Regions from separate parts of the Homo sapiens genome. Here region 1 is linked to region 2. Evidence: chromatin contacts called from ENCODE Hi-C or POLR2A ChIA-PET data. All regions are on one chromosome and are shown on one strand. Each heading gives the region's core, a stretch centred on a gene start or an enhancer-like site at or near the end of the contact. The rest is flanking DNA. Distances are from core to core; before and after follow the strand shown. Region 1 overlaps GLB1 (galactosidase beta 1). Region 2 overlaps FBXL2 (F-box and leucine rich repeat protein 2).

Evidence for each region. A loop is a pair of places that touch in the nucleus more often than their neighbours do. ChIA-PET counts read pairs that join two places held with the same protein, here RNA polymerase II (POLR2A). Pooled maps may share reads with other maps.
Region 1: a loop to region 2 is called in a pooled map, with 4 times the contacts of the local background. The contact joins two enhancer-like sites. A Hi-C loop is called at or near these places in 6 of 168 maps with a recorded cell type or tissue (B cell, CD4-positive, alpha-beta T cell, CD4-positive, alpha-beta memory T cell and 2 more), 2 of 37 single-sample maps with no recorded cell type and 11 of 50 pooled maps. POLR2A ChIA-PET finds 5 or more read pairs at or near these places in 1 of 52 experiments (activated CD4-positive, alpha-beta T cell).

What each region holds. Positions count from the first base shown.
Region 1 is chr3:33,059,683-33,065,024 of GRCh38, reverse strand. The region is part of intron 5 of GLB1 (galactosidase beta 1); the gene reads left to right. Among named protein-coding and RNA genes, the nearest start is that of GLB1, 35 kb to the left of the region's middle. RefSeq lists an enhancer at 3,090-3,139. Within about 2 kb of position 1,269, at least 6 of the 41 ENCODE cell types and tissues checked have a DNase peak (open chromatin) inside an H3K27ac peak, as active enhancers do.
Region 2 is chr3:33,369,004-33,374,305 of GRCh38, reverse strand. FBXL2 (F-box and leucine rich repeat protein 2) reads right to left here. Exons shown (of 15, transcript NM_012157.5): 6 at 1,146-1,214; 7 at 951-1,046; 8 at 602-728; 9 at 385-459. Among named protein-coding and RNA genes, the nearest start is that of UBP1, 69 kb to the left of the region's middle. Within about 2 kb of position 1,530, at least 2 of the 41 ENCODE cell types and tissues checked have a DNase peak (open chromatin) inside an H3K27ac peak, as active enhancers do.

The DNA of each region.
Region 1 (5,342 bases), core at 20-2,519, 310 kb after region 2:
CAGATAACCCTGGAATGGAAAAGGATATGGTCAATTGGGGCTGGCTGTTATGTTTCCTCTCTTACTTCCTGCCCCATTCTCCTTCTTCTATGTGTTCTTGGCTCTGCAAGGACTAATATACTGTGGGGTACATTGAACTTTAACAGTTTTTGGTGTTGGTAAAATTACTTAGGTGAAACATAAAACCATGTTCATTGGACATTGACCAAGGATGCCATGGATGCTCTTTTTTTTTTTTTTTTTTTTTTGAGAGAGAGTCTCATTCCGTTGCCCAGGCTGGAGTGCAGTGGGGCAATCTCGGCTTACTGCAACCTCTGCCTTCTGAGTTCAGGCAATTCTCCCACCTCAGCCTCCCATGTAGCTGGGATTACAGGCGCATGCCACCATGCCTGGCTAATTTTTGTATTTTTAGTAGAGACGGGGTTTCGCCATGTTGGCCAGGCTGGTCTCAAACTCCTGACCTCAGGTGATCTGCCCGCCTTGGCCTTCCAAAGTGCTGGGATTACAGGCGTGAGCCACCGTGCCCGGCTATGACCAAGGATGCTCTTATGGAAAAGAGTAAAGGTTTTTTGTTTTTTTTTTTAGGAGACAGAGTCTCGCTCTGTCGCCCAGGCTGGAATGCAGTGGCACAATCTCGGCTCACTGCAACCTCTGCCTCCCAGGTTCAGGCGACCCTCCTGTGTCAGCCTCCCAAGTAGCTGGCATTACAGGCGTGCACCACGATGCCTGGCTATGTTTTTGTATTTTTAGTAGAGACAGGGTTTCACCATGTTGACCAGGCTGGTCTCAAACTCCTGACCTCAGGTGATTCACCCACCTCAGCCTCCCAAAGTGCTGGGATTACAGGCGTGAGCCACCGTGCCCAGCTATGACCAGGGATGCTTTTATGGAAAAGAGTAAAGTTATGTAAAAGTGGCTGCATCCTGGACATCCCAGGGATGCAAAGTGGCACTCCCTAGGGGAGTGTGGGCCAGGCTTCCTTCTTATGAACAGTACTATGGGCAGCTTGTGGGGATGGATCATAGTAGGGTGGGAGCATGGGCACTGCTTTGCCTTTCAGGTGTCGGTGGACAGAGGTGCTGAGAGGGCTGCACTGGCCAGGGTGTCCGTTCTGAGGCTTTGTGGTGGGAGGAGATGTCTTCTTGAGAGAGGCCAGGTTGCTGCTCACAGAGGGATGTGTGAGTCACCCCACGTGCCCCTAGTTTTTACCATCTTGTGTCTGTACTGGTTAAGCTAATAGGAACCACATTTTCCTACATGAAGATATCAAGTCTGAAACTTGGGTGCGTCTTTGCTCTGCATGGCTGTGTCTTCTTCCTTTCTTCTGGCCTCAGGTGCAAACCCTCTTTTGATGCCCTCTTTTTTTCAGTCTCTGCCTCTCCTTGAATCACTTTCAATTTCTGCTCACAACTTTTCTGCCCCTTTTGGTTTTGGAAATGCCACAAAAAGTATAATCAAGTATTAATTCTGCAAAGGAGAATGAAGTTGACTGTGTGGAGATATTTCTTCTTGTGTCCATCCCTAGCAACCTCAGATGACTTTAACTTGACCCTGGGTCCTGCCAGGTGACTCTGTCCCCCTCCTCCTCCTCCTCTCCCCTTCCCATCTCCACATGCTTGAATCCCACTAATCATTTTTGCCCCTTGTTTACAAAATAAACAAGTATAGACATAAGAAAGCAGAAAAAACATAATTGTTACTCAAACCTCAGGAGCCATAGCAAAGCTCTTCACATTTTGGGAGTTTCCTTGAATATTTTTTATGCCTTTTTTTTCTGCTTTCTTACAGAGTAAGTTCATTCTGTGTGACCTATTTTCTGTGTGGCTTTTTTTGCTTCATTCTTTGTCATGAGCACTTTTTCATATCGTTCAAAATTCTTTCATCATCTTTCATGGTTGTCCTACTTACCTTCTGACGCACAGTTCCTATACGTGTTCCTTCTGTCTGGAAGCCATCCCAGTTGACATATTGGCTTCCGTAGGACTTTCAGAACCGTCACTGTCGCCTCCTTTTGTGAAGCACATGTGGGAGCAGTTTCATCCCTGACACACTGTGTCTCTAGTCTCCTGGCCTTCCACGCCTCTGCCTGGTAGCCATGAGGGCACATCATGCATTTGTGCACATCACATACCCACCGAACGGCTCTGGAATGGAATAGAAGCTGATTGCTTTGATAAGAAGGAACCGGGGGATTTGTAGACAGTAATTCTTTTCGTTGTTGTTATTGTTTTTGTTTTTTGAGACAGAGTCTCTCTCTGTCACCAGGCTGAGTGCAGTGATGAGATCTCGGCTCACTGCAACCTCCACCTCCTGGGTTCAAGTGATCCTCCTGCCTCAGCCTCCTGAATAGCTGGGACTACAGGTGCGGGCAACCACGCCAGCTAATTTTGTGTATTTTTAGTGGAGATGAGGTTTCACCATGTTGGTCAGGATGGTCTCAATCTCTTGACCTCATGATCCGCCCACCTCAGCTTCCCAAAGTGCTGGGATGAAAGCCATGAGCCACTGTGCCAGGCCTGTAAACAGTATTTCTGTGTGTGAAGATTTCTGTAAAAGGGCCAAGGCTGATGGCTCAATGCCCGTAATCCCAGCACTTTGGGAGGCCGAGGCAGGAGGATCTCTTGAGCCCAGGAGTTCAAGACCAGCCTGGGCAACATAGTGAAACTCCATCTCTACAAAAAATTTAAAAATTAGCTGAGTATGCTGCCATGCACCCGTGTTCCCAGCCATTCAGGGGGCAGAGGCAGGAGGATCACTTGAGCCTGGGAGGTTGGGGCTGTGGTGAGCCGTGATCACACCACTCACTGCACTCCAGCCTGGGCAAAAAAGTGAGACTCTGTCTCAAAAAAAATAAAGATTTCTGTAAAAGCTGATTTCTGTCTCTGTCTTAATTCATGTTGAAGGGTAGAAAATGGTGGCTTTCCTCAATTCTTGATGCTGGTTTTCTCTCTCAGTGCTCAGAGTTTGAGATGGCCAGGGAGGAGCTACGTGTTTGCAGCCAGGGTAAAAATGAGTCAGACCAGAAGGCTTAAATCCCTGTCTGAGAACATTTAGGGCCCTCAACACTGTTGTGTTACAGATACAGGAAACCAGGTCTGTGCTTTTATTCATCGTCATGATTCAGTCAGATATGCAGATGTTTCTCTTTTGGGGGGATTAGCTGAGCCAGTGCCACCTATGATGGTTTGCATATGTGGATGTTTATCTCAGTTTCTACCTGAAAAAGCTAAAGCCATTGATAATATCCAAGGTGAAAATAATTAGGAGTGGACGACCTTCCACCCACAACTTAACTTCATCCAATTAACAGGGCATTCATCATGAGGTAATAAGCCTATTTATGACTGTTTGGAAGATCAACATCTTTAAAAGTCTCTGGTGCTTAAGGAGCTTACAGAATGGAGACAGTTACTCTAAAACAAAGACCTGCAAATTATGGCTGCCACCTACATTTTTTTGTAAGTAAAAGTATATTGGAATCGCCACACCGTTTATATATCATCTGTGGCCGCTTTTGTACTATAGTGGCAGAGTTGAGTAGTTGAGATGGAGACCTCTATGGCTGCAACACCTAAAATATTTACTCTCTGGTGGTTTTTTGTTTGTTTGTTTGTTTGTTTGTTTTCTCTGTCACCCAGGCTGGAATCCAGTGGCGCAATCTCTGCTCATGGCAACCTCTGCCTCCCGGGTTCAAGCAATTCTCGCACCTGAGCCTCTCAAATAGCTGGGATTACAGGCACCTGCCATCATGCCTGGCTAATTTTTTTTGTATTTTTAGTAGAGATGGGGTTTCACCATGTTGGCCAGGCTGGTTTCAAACTCCTGACCTCAAGTGATCCACCCGCCTCAGCCTCCCAAAGTACTAGGATTACAGGCGTGAGCCACCACGCCCAGCCTGGTGTTTTATTCAAAAAGTTTGTTGACTCCTGCTCTAGAAACATCGGTGTTCCTCTGAACCTAGCCATGACTTTTTCTATGGGTTTTTCAAGCCTTTTCATTTGTGTGTCTCACCTACCCCCAGCCTTCACCCACCTTTTTTTTTCCTAATTGGTAGTAACATAGAACTTGAGTAGAGTCTTAGCTGCTAACATTTTGAGCACTTACTAGATGCCAGATCTGTGCAAGGTTCTAGTCATGTATTGACTCAGTTAATCCTCATGATAACCCATCGAGTTAGGTACACTTTACAGGTGGAGTCCCATGGGTAGGAAGTGGCAGAGCTCAGATTTACATGTAGACAGTTGGGCCCCTGCCAGCCGTGCCTGTGACTAGAACTCTAAGCTGCCTCGCAATTGTGCTTTTCTCGCTCTCTCAAAACCTAACCAAATTATGTGTACGCATTTTTTACAAGCCTGTTTATTTTAGAGTATATGATACAATGATGATAATGGATAAATAAGACCTGGAAAAGCAAGATGATAAGAAAACCAAGGTTGGGTTTGGGCATGGGGGTGAGCTCAAGAGAACATGAGGTACAGAGGCTGTGAGACCATTTAGTTGCTGGAGCTAACTTTTAAGATCTTTAGCTCTGAATTTCTTGACAGCCAGATGATAAAAAGGAGACACAGTCATGTAAGTAGCACTTATAAAGGAGGAGAAAAGAACTTTGCCAGTATTTACAAAGCTTTTCTTAGCATTTATCTAAATTATTGCAAAAGGAACTTTCATGGAACTCATCAATGGGAGTTTTCTACTCTTGTAAGCAGCAAATACTTCCTCTTCCAGGATGGTTTCATGACCAGTGAAGTCTCTGTCCTGGGCATGCGTGCTACAGTCTGTTTTACTTCTTGAACCCCAAATCTGAAAGTATTGCCAGAGGGATCCTCTCTGAGAGAAGGATCATTCATGAAACCTTGTGGGAGGCAGGACTGTGCAGATAACGACGGCAGCATTTAATTCATTTTTGTCACTCACCATTCTTCTCCCACTCTCCAACTCTGCACGTGGATGAAATTGAGCTGTTGGTGATGTCAAATATGTAGGAATATCCTCTACCCATTCCCTTCCCAAGTTCAGAGCCTTTTCTTCTAGAGCTACCTCGGGCTGTCCCTCCAAGGAACCTTCCCTAACAATCTCTCCCAGGCACTCAGGCTAAGCACCTCTTTTCTGGGACTCACAGTTTCTTGTGCTTACGTTTAAAGATCATGTATTCCCAGGATCACAAATATTTTTGTATTATGTGCATGTTAAAATGTTATGGTTGGGTATTTTTTAATTTTTTATAAATGAAATATAGCATACATACGTAAATGCGCAGTATGATGAATCACTATGGTGTGAACACCCACATAAACACCAACCAAGGTCAGGAGACAGCACGTGGCCAGTGCCCTAGAAGCTTC
Region 2 (5,302 bases), core at 281-2,780:
TCCACTGAAACAACGTGAGAGGAGTCATCATCCTTAATTTATAAGTTAAAAAAAAAGACACTTCATGTCTTAAAACTATTTAGTGACCAATTCACTGCATTCCTCAATAGCGTCCCTAATACTCTATTCAACAAAATCAAGACCTAGTCTGTATTATTTTTAGGGGAGATGTCAGTGGCTTTATATTGAGTATGATTCCTTTTTGTTGTTGTTGTTGTTCCAGCTTGTGACAAATTGGTAGGTTATATAAGGACACAGGATGGAAATCAGGGTGTGGCAACACAGCCCATCTCAGGTGCCTAGGGGGCTGCAGGGAGGCCTGAGGCAGACTGCTTTGGGAGACAAGATAGAGCAAACAGTGTTCAGGAAAGGCACGCTACTTACTGAGCAGGACTGCAAGTTGAGGCTCACAAGCTCATGGCAGTAATTCTGAATGTGTTTCAGAGCTTCATCTTCTAACTGAGTGGACAGAGAAAACAAAAGACAGCTGGAATCCAGGTGAGGGAACAGTGGGACACCAAGAAAAATGCAAAAGCAGCTTTCTGGATGATGTGCCCACACCTGACACATAACACAAACAGCTGTATCAACCCTCTGGTACCTGTGTGCAGCCCCTCAGGAGCAGGGCTTTCAGGCCTCGACAACCTCGCACCAGTGCCTCGATGCCATCCTTCGTGATCTGATCACACCAAGAGAGGTTCAGGTACTCCAGGTTTCGGCAGCCCTCACTGAGAGAACAAGAAACAAAAACTTATGTGCAGTCTCTCCTGTAGAGAGTTAATGACCAACTCTGAGTTTAGTACATCACAAGAAATTCCGAAGGGGAGACCATGCCTGGGACCTCTTGGAGTCACCTATTTCTTGCTGGATCCAACGTGACCATTAAGAAGGTTTCCAGAATGTTCATAGCTTTGGGTATTTCTCTTGACACAAACAATGGGCACTCTTACCTGATCCCCTTCAAGGAGCTGTTTGTAATAGACACACAGGAGGTCAGATCCAGATGTTTCAGCTTGGAACAGAATCTGCTAAGGCTATAACACGTGCTGAAAAAGAGCAGACGCACTAAAGATATTTTCAACCACGTTTCTCTCCCTTCTCTCTCCCCGTGGCTATTTGGTCACCAATTAATCTTCATTACTTACCTGTCAGTGATTTTTGTGCATCCATTGAGGTTCAAATGTTCAATGTTTCGGCAGTTCTGTGCAAAGGTCCTAAAATGAGAAAACATTTTAAAGCTCCCTGCAAGTTGCTGGACAGCCACTAGAGGGCATATGAAACCATTCACGCTTAGAACAGCGCTCCCTCAAACTTAATTAAAGCGCGTAACAATCAGCTAGGGTTCTTGTCACAGTGCAGATTCTGATGATAGATCTAGAATGGGGCTCGACAGTCTGCAGTTCAAAGAAACTCCCAGGTGATGCCAGTGCTGCTAGTCTAGGGACCACGTTTTGAGAAGCAGAGTCCTAGACTACCTATCAATCAGTTCTCCTTTACCCACAGCTTGGTGAGTCATCACCGAATCATGAGAATAGAGGCCTAGCTCCCTGCTCCCTCCGCTCTACAAAAAAATCAATTTGAACCAAGGGGGCAAATCTTCTAGTACTGTGCCATGCTGTCACTTGCTTACCCTAGAGCCTTTCCAGAGAAACCATTTCTGGCGATTGATAGAAGACGTCTAGCAGTTAATCAGTATCAAGACCCACTCATTTTACTGGTGAGGACATTCAGTCATGAAGAGGAACTTCCTCATTGATCTGTGGGTTGGTAGCAAGGCCAGAAGCAGCACATTAAAACGCCCTATTCACCACTCACTGCTTAACATATTCAGCAAGGACTAGCTCAGGTCGTCTCCATCATTCTGAAATACAGCTTTGAGATTTGCTCCTTCCAACCTGCCCTGGTACCGGTAGGGGGAACCAAGCCTGATGGGACTGTCTGAGATGAAGAAATGGGGCTGAAATTCTAGGAAGACCAAGGCAGCTGGAGTTATCTGGCAAGAGCATTGGAGTAGAGAGAACGTCACAAAGAGAACTCCAGAGATCTGTGGAGGGTGCCCCTCAAGAATTAAGTACAGGCCAGGCATGGTGGCTCATGCCTGTAATCCCAGCACTTTGGGAGACCAAAGCAGGAGGATCCCTTGAGCCCAAGAGTTTGAGACCAGCCTAGGCAACACAGTGAGACTCTATCTCCAAAACAACAACAACAACAAAAAGAATTCAGTACCACACTGATCAATGTATGCATGTGATGAAACTACCCAAAGCCCAAGGCCAGGGAATCAGAATGAACAAAAAGCATTAAAGGAAACAGTAGCCAGAGCTCACCGAGGGCAAGGAATAGTGCCCATTTCTACCAACCAAGAGTGAAAAATGCCACAATTCTTGGGGCATTGGGTAGAGTATTGAGAATAGTCTTCCTTTAGGAGTGGCGCATAATTAGCCCTAAACACTGCTTTGGTACAACCTAACAAATCTTAAAAACAAGACCTAACAGGAACTATTCCCAATTAAGTCAACTGTATCCCAGAACAAAACCTGAGTATTTATAGGAATACAAAAATATCTGCACCCAACAAAGTAAAATTCAAAATGTCTGGCATTGAACAAAAAATTATCATGTTTTCATAGAAGGAGGAAAATATATCCACAATAAAGAGAAAAGGTAATCCACCAAAACCTACTCTAAACTGACACAAATAGCATAAACAACAAAGGTATTAAAAGTTATAATGTTATTGCCTAGAATATATTTCTATGAAGCTAACAATTAAACATGTTATGTAGACACATGGAAAAATAAGAGATCCAAGTTAAACTTTTAGATATGAAAACCGGCCAGATGCAGTGGCTCACACCTGTAATCCCAGCACTTTGGGAAGCTGAGGCAAGCAGATCACTTGAGGTCAGAAGTTCAAGATCAGCCTGGCCAACATGGTGAAACCCTGTCTCTACTAAAAAAAAAAAAAAAAAAAATTAGCTGGTATGGTGGCACATGCCTGTAGTTCCAGCTGCTTGGGAGGCTGAGGCAGGAGAATCACTTGAACCCGGGAGGTGGAGGTTGCAGTGACCCTTGATCACACCACTACACTCTAGCCTGGGCCACAGAGCGAGACTCCATCTCAAAAAAAAAAAAAAAATGAAAACCACAATGGCTGATATAAAACTTTACTGGATGAGATTAACAACAGATTAGATATGGCAGAAGAAAAGATTAGTGAACTTGAAGACATAGCAATAGCAACTATCAAAAACGAAACACAGAAACAGAAATAGAACAGAGCATGAACGAACTGTAGGACAACTTCAAGCAACCTAATATACATGCGATTGGAATCACTAAATAAGAGAGACAGAGGAAGAAGGAAAAAATACTGAAGAAATAATTGCCAAAATTTTCCCCAAACTTTATGAAAACAATAAACCCATAGACCCAAGGAACTCAAAGAACCACAAGTGCAAGAAACATGAAGAAAAACACACCAAGGCATATAATAACCAAATTGATCAAAACCAGTGACAGATTAGCCATGCGTGGTAGTGTGTGCCTGTAGTCCCAGCCACTTGGGAGGCTGAGGTGGGAGGATCACTTGAGCTCAGGAGGTGGAGGTTACAGTGAGCCAAGGTGGTGCCACTGCACTCCACCCTGGGTGACAGAGTGAGACTCCAGAGAGAGGAAGAGAGAGAGAGAGAAACCAGTGATAGGAAAACCCTAAAAACAGCCAGAAAACAAAGCCATGTTATGTACAGAGAATAAAACATAAGGGTGACAGCAGATTTATCACTGGTAATGAAAAAGCAAGAAAACAGAGGAGCACCATCCTTAAAATACAAAAAACAAAAAATAGTCACTACAGAATTCTAGACTCAGCAATTTTTTTTTTTTTTTGAGACGGAGTCTCGCTCTGTCACCCAGGCTGGAGTGCAGTGGTGCAATCTCGGCTCACTGCAAGCTCCGCCTCCCGGGTTCACGCCATTCTCCTGCCTCAGCCTCCCAAGTGGCTTGGACTACAGGTGCCCGCCATCACGCCCGGCTAATTTTTTTTTTGTATTTTTAGTAGAGACGGGATTTCACTGTGTTAGCCAGGATGGTCTCGATCTCCTGACCTCATGATCCGCCCGCCTCAGCCTCCCAAAGTGCTGGGATTACAGGCGTGAGCCACTGCACCTGGCCCAGCAAAAATATTTTTTTTAAGTGGAGGAAAAAACAGATTTTTTTAGACATAGAAGAGCTGGAAGAATTAATCAGACTTGCAGTAAAAGAAATGTAAAAAAACTTCTTTATGCAGAAAGAAAATGATACCAGATAAAAATATGTGTCTACAGAAAGGAATGACTGGACATAGCAACTACTTGGGTGTATACAACTTTTAAATTTAAATCTCTTAAAAATAGGCCGGGCACTGTGGCTCATGCCTGTAATCCCAACACTTTGGGAGGCTGAGGCAGGCAGATCACTTGAGGCCAGGAGTTTGAGACCAGCCTGGCCAACTGGGCAAAACTCTGTCTCTACTAAAAGTACAAAAATTAGCCGGGCGGGGTGGTACATGCCTGTAGTCTCAGCTACTTGGGAGGCTGAGGCACAAGAATCACTTGAACCTGGGAGGCAGACGTTGCACTGAGCCTAGACCATGGTACTGCACTCCAGCCTGGGTGACAGAGTGAGACTATCTAAAATAATAATAATAATGATAATAATGATAATAATAAATCTCTTAAAAATAATTGGCTGTTAAAGATACTAAATCTATTATGAAGTTTATGTAAGTAGAATTAAAATGTATGACAACCGAGTGAGGAGAAGTGGAAGTGTTATGTAATACAATATGAAGGTAGACTGTACTAAATCAAAGATGCAGTCAATAAACTCTAAAGCAACAACTAAACATATGAAGAGCTATAGAAATGAAGCTAAAAAAGAATATAAAATGAAATCATAAAAAACACTTAATCTCGGCCAGGCATGGTGGCTCATGCCTGTAATCCCAGCACTTCGGGAGGCTGAGGTGGGCAGATCATTTGAGGTCTGGAGTTCAAGACCAGCCTGGGCAACATGGTGAAAACCTGTCTCTACTAAAAATATACAACTTATCCAGGCAAGGTGGCCCATGCCTGTAGTCCCAGCTACTTGGGAGTCTGAGGCACGAGAATCGCTTGAACCCAGGAGGCAGAGGCTGCAGTGAGTCGAGATTGTGCCACTGCACTGCAGCCTGGGCAACAGAGCAAGACCCTGTCTCAAAAAAAAAAAAATCTAAAAGAAGAAAGAAAAAGAGGAAAAGAGAAAAAAGGATGTATGGGACAAA